Linked DNA regions of Mus musculus: region 1 is linked to region 2. A link is a loop called in an ENCODE intact Hi-C map of the cell type or tissue named here. Cell type or tissue: left cerebral cortex. All regions are shown on one strand. Each heading gives the region's core, and the rest is flanking DNA. Links, peaks and the distances in the headings are about the cores only. Region 1 overlaps Abcg8 (ATP binding cassette subfamily G member 8). Region 2 overlaps Lrpprc (leucine-rich PPR-motif containing).

Region 1 (8,333 bases), core at 301-8,300, 48 kb before region 2:
CTTCATGATAAACTTGGACAACCTGTGGATAGGTGAGGCCTGCTGCCCCACCCCCCGCCCCCCTTAGCCAAGCGTCTGTAGGCCTCTGTGGCTGCTTAAGTCTGCAACAGTTAGGTCTCTCCAGGCCTTTGCCAGATGCACAGCAGGCTATGGGACAGGACGCACACCCAGTGGTCACCTGACTCCCCCACCACTTTCGCCAGTGAGCCAGGCCTGAGTGCTCCCTCAGTTTCAACCCGACCCCTCCCTCATCGTTGAACCCAGAGCCACCATAACCACCTGGTCTCTCGGTGGCCTTTGCAATGTTCACCTATGCAGATCAAGCTTTCTCGGGAACAAGCTCTTGTTCAAAGCCTCTCAGAGCTGCTAGTTCCCAATGCCCCCCAGTCCCCAGCTCTTGTAAAGCTTCCAGTACCTTCTCACTGTGGAGCCCACTAGGCTGTTTTCTGTATACACCGTTTCCCGGCTTTGATACCCTCTCCTCAGCCAGCCTTTGCTGACATCTGACATTTGCAGCTTTCTCCTCTCCCAACAGAGTGCTCCCTGGGGCCAGGGTCCTCCTCTTCCAGCAGAATGCTCCCCAGGGTCAGAGTCCTCCTCTCCCAGCAGAGTGCTCCCCGGGGTCAGGGTCCTCCTCTTCCAGCAGAGTGCTCCCCAGGGCCAGGGTCTCTGGTGTGGTGTATCCTGTGAAGCTGGGCATATGCAGCATATAATGAAATGACTGTCCAGAGTAAGTAGCAATCCAACATGTAGGTCCCTTGTTCTTGGCCCTCTCAGCATAGGTCCCCAGTCACAGCTGTTACTCCTTGTCTCTTTTGCTCCTTGGTCCTTAGAGGACTCTTCCGGCCACAGCTAGCATGAGTCCTCTCTCCAGAGGAGCAGAGACCGTGTAAGTAACATAGCTCTTGCTGTCTTCAGTGCCTGCATGGATCTCCAAGCTGTCGTTCCTCCGGTGGTGCTTCTCGGGGCTGATGCAGATTCAATTTAATGGACACCTTTACACCACACAAATCGGCAACTTCACCTTCTCCATCCTCGGAGACACGGTACGTAGCGAAGGCTGGGAGTTCTAAATTCAAGTGCTACTGTGGGGACAGCGTCCTTGGGCGCTCACCAAATGTCTGTCCGCAGATGATCAGTGCCATGGACCTGAACTCGCATCCACTCTATGCGATCTACCTCATTGTCATCGGCATCAGCTACGGCTTCCTGTTCCTGTACTATCTATCCTTGAAGCTCATCAAACAGAAGTCAATTCAAGACTGGTGATACTCAGCCTTGCTCTCACTGGCGGGACCCTTTTCCCGGGGCTGGCCACCCCAGGAGGAGCCGGACTGGGGACAAGGCTCACACAGATCTCTCAGGCAGCAGCCACCTCTTAGTGCTGCAGTGGCACAGGTCAGCCACAGGATGGCAGTAGAATAAAGACAGTTGAGAGGTGTTTCTGCTCCCAGGCCCAGGCTTGTGATGGGAGAGAGAGAAACCAGGTACGTTGCTCATGCATTTTATATCTTTAAATAAACAACCCAGTATGGAATGGGAACCAATTATATATGAATTGAGTAGCTAGGCTATGCAGAAATTTCTGGAATCCTGAGAGGATAGTGGTTTATAGCAAAGTGTTTAACTTTCTCTTCTACCATTCTCACACTGTTAAGCCACTCCCAATACAAAGGGCGACCTAAAACAAACTAGCAAAATGTTTTTCGCTTATCTCTGCGTGGATTCATGGACTCCAACCCCCAAAGTTGGACAGCTGAGAGTTAATTGAGCATTTAATCAACGGGTACGGTATAAAATATGATGTGTGGCTATTGTCATTTATTCTTGGAGCAACCCACTGATGTGAGCAGCATCCTGTTATTTCGGTGAGGACACGGTGGCAAAGACAAATCCAGTTGTCTCAGCTTACAAAGTGTTTTGTGATGGAATCAAAAAGACCCTTGGGCGTTACAGAGCAAAACGCCAGGCCCGAGATGCCTCTAGAAACAGTTTGCAGAGTCTGTGTGAGCTCAGCCAGGCCTCAGAGTTGCATCCCCCTAGCCAGGGCTCAGGATCGGCTTTCACAGTGGCCAGAGATGCGCTGCTTGCTGCACATCCAGATTGCGTGCTTCATGCCTGTGTCAAGGAACCCCACCCCCACCCCTGGCCCCCCACCCCGGGCCCCCGACCCAAAGCATGGAGCTGGGAGGGGCTTGCTCCCAGAGGAAAACTCGTCTGGAATGAAAAGAACCAGCGGGGAGAGTGTTTGAGGCCAGGAGAGGTGTTCTCCACTGGTTCTCCAGGTCCTGATTGGTCCATGACGTCAGTGAATGCTGATGAGGTAGGCAAAATCCCAGGCCTGCCCAGATCCGTGGACTCAGCATCCTGTGTTCAGACCCCAGTGTGAGCAGCAGCTCCACAGCATCCACTGGCCTCAGGGAGTCCACACAGCCCTGTTGCCACCATCCATTGCATAGATGTCACACAAGAGCCACAGGGCCCTCATGCAGAGCAGAGTCAAAAGCACCCTCCGATTGCTTCTTTCAGTTTGGAAGAGCTAGCTCTTCAGTGCCCGCTGGCTTTATAGGGTAGCTTTTAATTTGGATTTATCTGGGGGCATTTCTCAGTTAAATCCTGGCTGGGTCAGAATATCCAGGAATGAAATTGGTTTTTCCCTAGTGTGTCCCATCAGGCGGCACACGGTTGGCTCCCAGTTGCTGCGTGCTGTTGACTCTGATTGCCTGACAGAAGGCACGTCTGCTGGACCCCTCCACGTTCCTCGGTTCCCTCTTTTCATAATTAATAAAGCTTTTGGATACCATGCCTGGAGACCATGGCTTGTTCATTCTTCCTATGCAATAAATTATATACTCGTGGAGTCCCATTTTATTTTAGCAAGCTGTAATCCATTGCCATTGTTAGTTTGAGTACTCAGATTGTCCCTGATTTAGCCCGTGAAATACTCAAGTTGGCTTCTACATCTTTTTTTTTTTTTTTTTTTTTTTTTTTTTGGCTTTTTTTCGAGACAGGGTTTCTCTGTGTATCCTTGGCTATGCTGGAACTCACTCTGTAGATCAGGCTGGCCTCAAACTCAGAAATCCGCCTGCCTCTGCCTCCCAAGTGCTGGGATTAAAGGCGTGCGCCACCACCGCCTGGATGTATCTTCTTAATCATGTTCCTTTCAGTCACTGGGAACTCTAACAAAACAAAGTATTTGAGGATCAGGGATCATCTTGAATTTTCCAAGCTCAGCCCTGGGGTTGGATGCTTCTCTGTAGAAACCTGACTTTTTAGTGGGGAAAGATAGATAGGAGCCCAGAAGTGAATGAGTCTGCTCGGCTGCTGTGCATCGCTACTTCCGGACTCTCAGTGGGCAGTGAGTGAACACGTGTGCAAATGTGCATGTGTGTACTCAGTCTTAACTGCGTATGTGTTCGTGTTCATACTCTAGTTCATCCAGCACTCGCTTTAACAGCTTCCCCAGTCTGTGCATGGGAGACACCTGGTTTCTGTGTCCATCCCTCTTCTGATGAGTCCTGTTTGTACTCTCCCTTTGGTTCATTCCCCATGCATGACTCTATCTGCAGAGCCTCCAGTCTGTTCTGCAGCCCCTCCCCAGGTCCCAGCTCTGTTTTGGTAACCCACTGTCTTTAGGCCTGGATGGAGAAGTGTAGAAGAAGCAGAAAGCAGTCATCTGACTTTGTAAGCTTGTCACTCAGTATGCTGTGGTACCCAGAACTCAGAGCACCAAAGATGCTGAAACTCAGGCTTGCCCACAGAGCAGGAGTCCTCCATCCTGTCTGAGTGCATCATAGCTGGTGTTGATGCATCCTAGGCTCTAACTCCAATGTTCTCCAGGGCACACAAGGCCCGGGAAGAGAAAGGCCGGGGTGCTAGGAACATCCAGTACTATCCAGTGCCCCTTATCTTCATTGCAAAGGGGCAGATTTTTCTTGTGGGTTGTAAATTTTTTCTGCTAAGGATATTTTAGGCTTTGATAGCCATATAGCCTGCCAGTAGGCTGTGCTGATGTGAACTGTTGCAACCACAGTAGAATGTGGAAGATGTGGGTGTGTTTCAGTAAAACAGCTTATAGAAGCACATAGCTCCTAGACTTGGCCTGAGGCTGCAGCTTGCAGACTCTTAATCCAAAGAGGAAGTTATAAAATGTACACTGTAAACTTTCCAAATTCAAGTTACACTATTGATGGGGAACTAACAATTAAACTGAAAATAATCATCTATGTTTTTGTAATTTTTTAAAACCGCTCTTGCTCTTAAAGATACTTAAAATAATCTTTCCCTGGGTTGACCTGTCTACAGGGGTAGATATCCTGCTTTTTTTTTTTTTTTTTTAATGTAGATTAAACTACATACAGAGAACATACTGAAAGTATGTCAAATCCAAGGGTCCTTCCAACACTCAAATTACTTAGCAGAAAATCGTGGCCTGGCACAGGGGAGCAGCTTCCTTAGGGCACACCAGCCATGAGGCACCGGGAGGAGCCGGCTGCAAAGGAAGCAAGCCCTTGGGTATTTTGCTGCAGATATAAGTTATTTGGACAACAGTTCAGTGTGCGTGCCTGAAAATGTCCTTATGTCGGCTCCCATCTTACCTCCGATGTCACTTGTGTTTGATAAACTGGTCATCTAGGACGGTTCCTGTGAACAGCTAGGGTAAAGAGCTTGGTGGCAGAAGAGGTAATTAAATCAAAAGCCTGAGGCTCAAGCCCCAACACCCAAACCTAAAACAAATATTGCCAGCCATGGTCCAGAGCAACGTTCAGTGTCCGTGTTAGGGAGGGCAGGCTGGTACAGAGAGTGGTACAGCAGTGTGTGGGGCTTCCAGCTCGGAATGAAAGAGAAGCGTTCAGGAAGTGGGTTAGGCTTTCTCAGCACTTGCCTGCTGTCCACTGGCTAGGTGACCTGCTTGTTTATTGTATATGACAGCCTTGTCTGTTTGTAGAGTTGAAGTGTTGTTTCTCCAAACTGAAAAACAGCTCTGCTGTTCCTTGCTAGAAAAGGGAAGCCTTATTTTCTCTTCTTTTCTTCTGTTAACTTCATTACTGCAGCACAGAATCTCTAATGTGCTAGGTCTGACTTCAGAACACAGTTGAAAGGTCGCCAACAGTGACAAGTATCTGAGGTCATCAACTTACAGATTTCACATCATGATCAGCTGGCCTCACTGACAAAGCTTTTTGTTTTGGAGGACTCCTTGGGCCTCAGATCCACCCTCCCAACTGAGCTACATTTTGGGGACCAAAGAATAGCACATGGAGGGGAACTGTCCAGTGTGCACAAACCAGGCATTTCGTAAACAGAGCTTGCAAGGAAGCACGGCCTGAAATCCATGGGGCTCACCCCATGAGGCCCACTGTGAACCCACCAGGTAGGTCTGCAGAACATTAGAAGAACCCCGGGGCTTTGGAAAGAATAAACAGGCCAAGAATGGTCTCCAGTGGCTGCCCGGGCAGGGTCAGTGAAGATGCTACAGATGGATTTCAGCTCCAGCGACTGTGCAAAGCAGCTTGCAAGAGCAGGAAGTCTGGAGTCTGTCTTACCTGGGGCTGCTGTTTCTAATCCGTATGCAAAAGAGAACTGGCTGCTTTCACTCTGCTAATGCAGCCACGTTCTCTATTTGTACTCAGGCTGTATAATGTGGGCTTTGTAAAGTCTGCTGGCCTGAAAGCAGGATACATTTCTAATGGAAACACTCCCACGCATGATTGTACAACAGCAAAGCGATAAATTACCGTGATTTTGGACCTCCTGTGGTTATCAGTTCCACCACACTTGAAGAAATGTTGCTTTTGCTTAGAAATTCTACAAATATTTTTTTCAGAGAGGCAAATATTAAATGAAAATTGTGCTGAAAGCCATGAGGGAGGTGTGCAGAATGCATGCACTGTGGACTGCAGGCGTGATTATACCAGAAAGTGATTTGCAACATAAAGCTTGTCTATAATTTGCTGCGACTCATAAATTTGATTATACCAAGCACTGGCTATTGGATTAAATAGAAGAAAAAAACGTTTTTCAGTGTAAGATGTCCAGAAACTGGTAACACTGTATCAGTGTGAAGGGTGTTTTGTTGTTTTAGACTTTTAATTGGACTGCCTTAGTTTTGTATTCTCATGGTTACTTTTTTCTTTCTTTTTTTTTTTTTTTTTTGAGACAGGGTCTGTATGGTCATGGTTGGCCTTGAATTCAACACCTACCTGCCTCTGTTTCTCAAATGCTGGGATTAAAGGCATCTACAACTATGCCCAGTGGGAAAGACTTTGAAAAACACATTTTTATTTTACCTTCGTTTTTGCCTGCATTTAAATGCATATATGTGCGCTTAACACGCATGTGCATGCGGTGTCCAAGGAGACCATAACTGGACACTCTGGAAGTCGAGTTACACACACAGAATGTTGTAAGCAGTCATATGGGTGCTGGGTGGGAACTGAACCCAGGTCCTTTGCAAGAGCAACAAGTTCTTTTAACCACTGAGCCATCTCTCCAGCTCAAGAAAAAGACTTTTTAGGAAGCCCTAGCTTATATCTGACTTATTGCTGCAAACCTACGCAAACTGACTTAGGTTTTCTTATCCTGATAATCAGGCAAGAGGGGTGCCTGGTATGGTAATCAGTGCTTAGGAGCCATGGAACTCAATATACCTGATTCAATTTGATGTGATGCTGCGGGTCTGTGGGACTATGGGACCAAGAGCCAGAGTTCACAATCTGTTCAGAAGGTAATGAGAGATGCATGCAGCCATGGGAGCCTTGGACAGGTAATACTGATGGCCGAGTGCTTCTGAATTCTGTGACCATCTCTGCAGTGTGTAAAAGATGCTCCTCCCCTTGGAGTGTCAACACATCTGAACTCAATTGTTTCTGCCTGAGACAAGAGTTCTAGAACTAAATATGTAAATCAGGTTGGCTTTGAACTCAGAGATCTTCTTCCTGCCTCAGCCTCTGGTGCTGGGACTGAATGTGTGTGCCACCACACCTAGATCTACTTCTCAATTCCTGGCAACTTTGCTCCTCAGAGACCCAGTTTAGCACAGCAAACAGCTAACTCACTCACTGGCTCTTCACATCAAGCCGGACATCTCCACACTTCTACTAAAAATTCAAGACTACGGGTCTTTGAGATGGCTTCAAGCCATCATATAAATATTTGATAGGATCTTTAAAATTGGCAGTTCACAAGTACTAAAATATACTTTATTCAGAGAAATTCTCATTTAAATGATATTGGCCTTTGGTCCATGAACGTACACCTGCACGCTCACGAGGTTGGAAAGATGGCTACTGTTAGAATGAAGGACTTTGCTTGCTTACTTTAAGAGTAATTCCCAACAAAAGCCTTTCTAACATCTGCTGGTCACTTCGCCATCTTAAATCTGCTTCAAAGTCTTACATGTAGGCTCTAACAAGCATTAGAATAATGCTGGACTACTGTCTATTCTCAAATTTACAAACCAGCATTTAGTCTATTCTCTTATGAATCACAGTAGCTTGTACAAACAAAACCCTGAAACCAAAAAGGGGGCGCTCCAGCCACTACATTTCAGCAAGGACCCTTGGCGCTCTGAGACCTTAAAGAAAATGTCATCAATTTATGTTTAGAAAAAAGGAAATAAACAACCCCCGCAAAAGGCCCAGCGACTAAATCTATATTCTTATGGCAATACAGTGGTGAATGGTGTATTTTATATATAAAAAAATACATAAACACTTACATTTTCATTGGTTTATTTTCCTCTCAAGTACATTTTAGAAATAACATTTAGACATAGGCATGTGCGCGCGCATATACACACATAGACACACACACACAGACACACACACAGACACACACACAGACACACACACACATAGACACACACACAGCCGCGCTGCTTCTCTCATGAAGGGCTTTCCCTTGCTTCCTTTAGTTGCTTTATATAAAATGCAAAGCTTTCCTGTTAAGGAGAGAGAGAGAGAAATGACAGTTACGAGCAAGCAGAATGCAGACTTTAAAGCAGTGAGCACGGGGTCCCTGCCGCTTGGCCGCAGCCGAGTACCCAAGCTTTCAGCCTGGGCAGTCTTCTGTGTTTGCAAAATGCCAAGTTCAAAAGCCTCAAGCTCTGCATTAGAGCACCAGGGCTAAGTCAGGCCTTATGTAGAAAATGCCTGAGAAAGTTTGATAAAGCCACAGCTGAAGGTCTGTAACACACCTTGTGTCCACCCCAGGCCACCCCACCCCAGCCCACGGTCACTCTCCCACGGATCCTCAGACACCTACTTCTTGGAAATTATTCAACCTGTTTTCTCTTCACTCTCCTAGTCATAGAGTATACTCAGGCACACATA
Region 2 (8,333 bases), core at 155-8,154:
GCCGGCATTTTACAGCGCGCCTCTCATTTATGTAAGATGTATATAATCAGGCTACACCATTTCAACATTTACATTTTTACCAGTTCATCTTAGGGAGATTCTGACATTTATGAAGAACTCAACATTAACTTAGCAAAAGCTCTGGGAAGAGAAGTAAACAATATCTGTTCATCTCTAGATTATAGCGCAAATCAGCACACACAAAAACTCCTTAATGGAAAGCTGAAATCACAGCACTTTAGTCATCCGTCCCCATAGAATCCAGTGCAACGGCCTCAGACACTTTTACACACGCAACAAAACCAACGGCTGGTGTGACACAGGAGGATCTGAGCAGGCACCTCACACTCTTCTTCATTTCGTTTACTATAGCGGGAAGACTACACAGACACTGTTTTAACTCATTTAAAACAAGTTCCTTTCCCTTTAATAACAGCGGACCTCTGTCATCTCCCTAAGTCAAGAAGGAGTGTAATAAAATATATAAAATTCACAATAAAACACAAAACATTTACAGGAGTATTCAATTGGACTATATATAGATAAAGGCTTACAGATTGCAACAGTAAGAAGGAAGCACACGAGCAATTGAGCCCCGTTTCCTTTCTGGTCAACATTAACATTATCATGTGGGTAATATAAAAGCAGGTTAGTTTACCAAATGCTTTATAATTACATAAACCTATGGTCTCCCTTGACAAATGCATATTAACAAAATGTATTATTTCTAAAACCACAAAGCACTTTTACAGTACACAAATAACATAAACTAACATACTATTGTTTCCTCTGGGTTTTATTCAAATATTTAAAGTCAGTTCAACATGCAAGTTGACAGACCCTTGACGACTTGCGTCAGAACTGTAATATGAAAATGATGTTCCCTTTAGTCTTTTGCAGTGACATCCTGGAAAGACATTGGCCTTTAAATGAAACAAGGAAGATCTTTAAAATGATGTGCTGAAATTGTTTTCATAATTTTATCCCGAGTGTGAATAAAGGCTCATTTTGCAGATGAGCTCATAACCTGCAGAGTTAATTCTGTGATATTACTAAAAAGTGAATGCTATGGAATCAAATCAGACAGTTGTGGTTGTCTGGGAGGCTCGGCATAGTTAATCCTGCACTTGTCATGATTCTGAGTTAGTTAGGTTTCTTCTATCAGTCAGGCAAAACATAATTCAACTAAAGTTTCCAAGTCAGTATTTTATCCCAGTTTTTCCTGATGAAATGCTACCAGAGAATTTTTTTCCTTTTTCCTTTTTTTTTTGGGGGGGGGGGGGAAGGACAGTGGGGGTAGCATTTTAAATATGATGCTTCCTTTGTTTCATTTTTATTATTTTCACAAATCTAGGGCAGTCAACATAATGGTTTTGGTATGACAGATCAAACAGAAAGACCTTGTCAGGGAGACTGTCTCTGTAAACACACACACACACACACACAGAGAGAGAGAGAGAGAGAGAGAGAGAGAGAGAGAGAGAGAGAGAGAGAGAGAGGAGCAGAATAATACCCAAACAAAACCTCCCACAAGTGAACACAGAAGGGGATGACTCCTGTAAGTATCGGGACCAACGGTGCCATTTAAAAAAGGTCCTGACTTAGAGTTCCCCAAAGACAGCCAAACGAGGCAGAGACAAGCACCTGATGGCTGTGAGCAAGTGCCAACCCCAACACTGCCCCTTGGTTTGGGAGCCCCGTCTGCAGACCTCTTTGGAAACCGTTCACGTCTCCTCTGCCTTCAAAGTGGCCCTGTCTATAAGATACTTTTCTACCATGGCCTCATTTCTTTGTTAGTTACTCGGTTTTGCCCAGTGGTGTAGGAGGGCCTAACTCTTCTGGGCACTGGGCCCATTTCTTTCAAATCCCCGTGTAGAGTTCCACAAGCAATTTGCAGAGATGGGCCTTTTAAACAATCAAGAAAATCCACTAGGAAGCATATTAATTATAGGATTTCTATTTAAAGTTGCTGTGAGTTGGAGAACTCAGTAGCAGCAATTGTTTGAATGCGCCCGACAGGTGAAGTGAAGGTCTGTACAGCATTAGCCTGAGGACGCCTATGAGCAGATGGCCAAGCAATTCTTTTGGGTGTGTGCAGGTCCAATGTACAAATATACATTTTCTTTCTTTCTTTTTTTTTTCTAATGGGAAACTAGTTAGAAAAGATATTTTCAGTTCCCTATTTTAAACCCAACACTATCATTATCATATATAGTCACGATACTAGCTAATAATACTAAAACTAACAGAGATGATGACAGGCAATGAGAACAATTAAAAGATAAAAAGTCATTTTTGCTCTAACACTGATAGGACAATACTACAGAAAAATTAGGAAATCCTAATCACAAAACAAGCAGATTATAAACTATATTCAGCCAGGGAATAAATGACACACAGGCAAGGAGTAGGAAATTCAAACAAATCTAGAAGGAAAGGAAGGAAAGGAAGGGTGCTTGGCCAACCTTATAGCTCTTTCTCCTTGTTAGAAGAAACACTGACTTGCTCTGCAAGTAACGCCTTAAACTGGGCACCAACCAACAAGGGCATTTGCAAAGGAAAAAAATTCCAATCTCAGAAAATCTTGCCTTTTCAACAAAATTCATTTCCCATAAAGAGAAACACTTCTCAGAGATGGACTCGTATCCTGGTACGTGTGGTTACCGAGCAAACAGAGGAGGAATGCCAGGAGAGGTCTCTGTTTATTCCCTGGATAACAACCACACGGTATAAGGAGAAAGCCTTCCAGAGGATCTTAGTTTATTATAGTCATTAATAACCAGCACTTATCAGACTCAAAGGTTAGAGGAAACTTTGTATTTATGTATTCATTTCTTTAGAGTTCTCACACTATAGCCCTGGCTGGCCCAGGACTCGGAAATGTGCCAGCCTCTGCCTCCTACCTCCCATGTGCTAGGATTAAAGGCATGCACCACCATGTCTGGCTTGTTTTTAGTTTTTGGAGTTAAGGCGTTGCTTTGTAGCTAAGGCTGGCCTAGAACTCACTACACAACTCGGACGGGTCTGAACTTGCTATCAGCCTCCAGCCTCAACCTCCAGAGTGCTGGGATTATAGGTGTGTACCACCACACCCGACCACAGATACAATTTCATATAATACCATTATACGCTCTTTAAACAACAAGAGTCACTAGAGACCTCCACTGACAGGTAAAAGACAGCCGCTGGGCTGCTGGTGTCTAAAGGGATTCCTAGTCTACCTCGGTTTCCTTCTACATCAACAAATGAGTCAAGGGTTCTAATCACCAGAGTATTTGCAGAGCAAAGGCCCAGACATCCCAAATCCAAAGTGCAATGAGCTTACTTTTCCAGGTGCACAGTGACCAACGGGAAGCTTATGTTGCTGGACGGCTTTGCCAACCCAAGAGTCACGATGGCTTCATGCAGCTGTTTTACTGTTTCAATTTCACCTCTTAAAGCTGCACCATTGAGGATGTGGAAAAAGGACAAGACTGTTGCATCTTTGATAACAACATCCTTCTCTTTCATCTCCTTTAGAATGTTAATAGCATCTACAATGAAGTAACACAAAAGACCCTTAGGTAATTTCACATAGGGAAAACAAACTGCTATTAGACCAGCATTTCGAGCCCAGCAGGAATGTAAATTCTAGTGTATAATGCCGATTTCGAGTTAATTACTACTTGCATTTCTAAACGAGACTACAATTATAAATCCACAATAGCATGGTTTTATCATTTCCCTGCAACTTTGACTACAAATTACAGATAGGGACCGTGTGCCCACTCTGCACCACGCAGCCCTGCATGGTCTGCCCTGTAGCTGTAAGATCCTGCTAAATGGATGCTTTTATCGTTCAGAGCTAACATCTGCTAAATCACACCATTGTTTCTTCGGCAGATGGCTTGTCAGGAGGCCAGATAATAAAGATGTGTTTACACTGTATCTTCAGCCAGACTAATGGTCTGATACCGATACGGCCTGTTTGCTATGTCGATACTAATTAGCCAAGCAGAGCCAATGAAAGCTTTCCAAAAGACTGCATACTAATACATTAGATTCATTAAGCTTCATTAGGAAGGTACAAACAAACAGTTTAGAATATGGAATAAGTGCACTTTTATAATGTTTCTTCTCAATTATTATACAGACAAAATGTTTTGACCACTTTACAAAAACTAATTTTAAAAAGCAGACTAATTTGTGTTAGAAAGACTTCCTAGGAAAAATGTCAACATTCAAATCAAAAAAAGCTCCCATTCCGTCTCTTCTGAAAATAAAAGAGAGGAAATGTAAGGACCAAGTTCTGGTACCAGGCTAAGAGGACCAAGAACTAGCAACAGGAAGACTGCATAGCAAGTGCAATTAATTAGATTATTAGGGTTAGCAATTTTCCAACGAGGAAATTAGAGCATGTAAATCATCCATGTAATCAAATTCGCTTTTCAACTAAAATATCCATCTTGTTACTGTTACTAAAGGTTAAGGCAAAACTCGGCAGTTCAGGTCCATATCTATCAGGTTGTGTTTGCAGGTTTTAGGTTCAGCCTTCAGATCTTTTTAAGCAAAAACAAAGCCATTAGTGCAGGCACATAAGCAAACTGTGCCATAAGTCATGATCTTCAAACTCAGTCCAAACAGCAATGCTAATAAAAACTAGCTGCAGAAATGCAAAAGGCACTGAGCTGTGCAAAAGTAAATGACAAGCCTGCCTATCCATTAAAACTAATGGCCTGCACTGCCCATGCAGTCGCTGCTCGGATTCACATGCAAATTTGTATGCAAAGTGTTCAAGCACTTTGTAGAGCATGATAGCCATTAATATCAATTCACGTGTGAATCCAGGGTAAGGACTGGCATCGCAGAGTTCCCCCATGTCCTGGGGCTTACCTTGGAGTCTGCTGTGCTTTCCCAGTACTTTTACAAGGGCTACGTACTTGGCAGTGTCAAGAATAGCCGAAGCATCTAAGCGGTCACTATAAAATAAGCCAGAGTTATGGGAGTCAATTAACTATAAAAACGACAGTCATAGTCAATTGATCACTTTCCAAAAACTAACCAAACAGTCTGCATTGCGATACCCGCCTTGACACATAACGTGTCTGAAACCATGTATCAATTCGAAGTTATTTACAGTCATGAATGCATAAGGAGGACTGCAGAAGCACACACTGCCTGGCTGCACAGGAAGATACTGAAGACACACTTTGTCTTTACAGGTCTTTTCATGTTCTAGCCTTCACTGTGACCACCCAAATACCTACACTTACTTATCTCCATGTTAGAATCTGGTAGTAAAGAAACGCAAGCTGCCTGGAGGTAGACAGGACTGTGTGCAGCACTACAGGGCAAGGGAACGGACGGGCCGCAGCTCACTGGAAGCCGCTGCCGCATGCCGTGGCTTGGGAACTAGAATGTTCTACTAAACTGAAAAGGCCCTGCAGGAAGTATGACATCAGTAACCAAGGAGCCCTTCCAGCATGGGACTTAAACAAACACTGAAAACAAAAGAACTTTTACAAGAATGTAAGAGCAATCTTCAATCCATTCAGTGCATCAGGGCACTTTATACATCTGCTGGTTTATTCCAGTTGCAAGGCACTTACACTTCTTGTTTCAAGTTCCACGCATCTTCTGCATTATCATGTCGACAGCACAAATTTATTAATGCTGCATAGCCACCAATAACCATGTCTGACTCATATTTTGCTTTCACCTCAAGGGCCTTTTGCATATTCTACAATAAAAGGATTTAGTGAAAAGAGAGAAAAAAAAGGTAAAATACCATGATTTTTTTGTTGTGTTGTTCAGAGTTTTAAAAAAGTTGACAGTATTTTGAAAAAAAAAAAATGGTTTCATACTCTTATTTCTGCCCCTAAGGGTGTGCATGTGCAAGCCAGTTTTTATATATATATGCAGGGCTTAAAAGATTTCTTATCTGTAATTTAAAATTAGACTATTACACTATTTTCCAAGTCTTCTCTAGCAGTCTAATTTCCAGAGGTAGAAATCTACAGAACTGAAAAGCCCCTCAGATAGTTCAGAATACAAGCAATGTGACGAAACCTGGTTGGGATGTAACAGGGCCATGACGTCATCTCAAAGTGTAGTCACAGTACACTTCTCCCCTAAACATTCACAGGCATGTGAACAATCCTATTCAAGCAGAAACTCCCAAGTGTAGTGATACAGAACAAACTGCAGACACACTAACACGAACACAAGGGGCAGCTGCAGGCCTGCTGGAGAAGGCAAGGGACCCTTTATCTCAGAAAGCTTTTTCCTAGCAGGAAATGGAATTTCAATCCCTGCATTAACAAGCGTGTTGTATTTGACTTGCAAATGACTCCAGCATGGATCAGTTGCTTGACAATCTGGATATGAGAGACCGGAGCCATGGCTTGAAAGGACACTTGGCATGTATGATAAACCTATCACGCTGTTACTATCATTCACTTTGCAGATTATCATAAACAAAACTACAGCAACCTGAAAACATGTCATTCAAGGTGTCGCTGAAATTAGTTAGCCTTTCATTTAATTGAACCGTTCTCAAGCATGACACATAATAATAAAGTGTAAAATTCATAAACATTATACTTGGTTTGACTTACTGTGGTCTATAGAGTGTCTCACCCCGAAAGCACGCGAAAGCACGCACGCGTGAAAAGGAAAGGACTGTCAGGGTTACCTCCTCTGAGCAGAGCAGCAGCAGGAGCTGCTTCAGGGCAGATCCTACAGGTTGGCCTTCAGCTTTGAGTTTCTCAAGTGTTGATTCCAAATCAGATGAGGTAACTTGAGAAGTCTACATGGGAAGAACAAAAGTTTACTACGGAAAGGAAATACAGCCCTTATCACTCAGCCCTGGGAGTGCCTTGCTTCTCTCTCTGTCATAAATGCCCCAAGGGATATTAAATATTAATCTCAGGTCTGCAGAGGGGGGGAGTTCACAACTCTCTCCTAGATCATCCTAGATGTTCATGTTCTTCTGGGATGGCGAATAGATTTACCATCTCAGAGACAGACAAGATCCCTTGCAGGGACACTATTTAGAATTCTCATTAGAAGCAGTGAAAAAAAAAAAAAACCAACAAAGTCAGATACTACTTACTTTTTGAGAATCTACCTTCTCTCTGTCAACCAGAACCTTAATATCCTAAAATTGGGAATCAAATTAGTACAGAATTAGAAAAAATAGGGGAAAATATGTTAGTGAATATTAAAGGCAAATTTTACAAGCCCCCACCTCACTTTAATGCTACCTTTCTAAATTTTTGCAGGAATCCTATTCATATTGCATTAATCACTGTAATGTTTTAGATGTACCCTTTAATATATAAACAGTTTCTACCAGCAATCAATAAAAGCTTTATTTTTATGGTTGTTTTTTGAACAGAAAAATTTTGACCCTTCAAGTTAAATTTAAGTAACATTTAAAAAAGTCTCTACATATAAATGAAGCAATTAATAAAGTTTGATGGATTACACCCACACACCTTAATCAATTCAGGAACATGGTAGGTATTCAGCAAATTACAAATGCCTTTGTAGATGTTTTCAGGAACTTTAACATTCTGTGGGAAGGAAAGGGAGGGGGTAAAGAAAACGCTGAGTTTGAGACAACCAACCTGAAATTTCTCTAACAGAGATTACCTCAGACATAATTTAAGTCTCTAACTCTCGAGTGTCATTGAGAAGCAGTCCGGGTGTACTTAAAAGCAGCATTTGAAACCTAATAGATACATGTCAGGCAAGACAGGCAGTATGTAGCAAAAATGAAATGGTACCATCTCCTGCAGCTGATGGAAGTATTGTCTCAAACGCTCCTCCTTGGCCTGTACCTCTGAGTCACTCATGCTGTCAATCAAGTTATAAAGAAAATAGCCAACAGCTTCTGTGGAAAAAAACAAGAGAAAGCATTCCACTAAAATTACCGAGACTGTCATGTTATCAAGATTAATTTATAAGAAATCACTCTGGTATGCGATGTCACCCTGATGAGAGGCTCTGAGGTGGCAACAGTGATCACTGAGGCATAGAGACTGTGGTGTGGGAGCGCATCTCTAACTGCTGAGTGAAAGGAATATTAATTATGTTCAGACCGAGTGACAGCTTCTCAGCACTGAATCTTTCTTCAATCTATTCTCTCAACTGCTCTGTGACAGAAGTGGTCCTGCCCAGGTCTCACCCTCCCCTGTCCAAAGCACACGTAGTGAGTGTAAATAAATGTCCTCACACAGTTCTATACTAATTTTTTGTGGATAATATTTTGAAAATTAGAAATGACTGATAAATACTGAGCATACAAAATTAAAATAGTGTTAATGAGCAGATATAGTAATCCCATGGAG

Evidence for each region. A loop is a pair of places that touch in the nucleus more often than their neighbours do. Peaks named below come from ENCODE experiments on the same cell type or tissue, not always from the same donor. Only the 100,000 strongest peaks of a DNase experiment are listed, where the experiment ranks them.
Region 1: it touches region 2 in a loop (2.2-fold over the local background); 4 of 42 quality-filtered maps call a loop at or near these places.

Annotation. Positions count from the first base shown.
Region 1 is chr17:84,697,531-84,705,863 of GRCm38, forward strand. Abcg8 (ATP binding cassette subfamily G member 8) reads left to right here. Exons shown (of 13, transcript NM_026180.3): 11 at 1-32; 12 at 919-1,046; 13 at 1,132-2,803. The coding sequence ends at 1,269. It overlaps Lrpprc (leucine-rich PPR-motif containing), which reads right to left. Exons shown (of 38, transcript NM_028233.2): 38 at 7,717-7,942. The coding sequence ends at 7,886. Among named protein-coding and RNA genes, the nearest start is that of Abcg8, 19 kb to the left of the region's middle. In left cerebral cortex, for the core only: a CTCF peak has its summit at 1,401 (motif pointing right); DNase peaks (open chromatin) are centred at 1,407 and 3,959.
Region 2 is chr17:84,745,636-84,753,968 of GRCm38, forward strand. Lrpprc (leucine-rich PPR-motif containing) reads right to left here. Exons shown (of 38, transcript NM_028233.2): 17 at 7,770-7,876; 18 at 7,479-7,556; 19 at 7,094-7,138; 20 at 6,674-6,787; 21 at 5,589-5,719; 22 at 4,873-4,958; 23 at 3,326-3,533. Among named protein-coding and RNA genes, the nearest start is that of Lrpprc, 41 kb to the right of the region's middle. In left cerebral cortex, for the core only: no CTCF peak of the experiment used is centred there; DNase peaks (open chromatin) are centred at 1,798, 2,963 and 3,848; H3K27ac peaks cover 262 bases.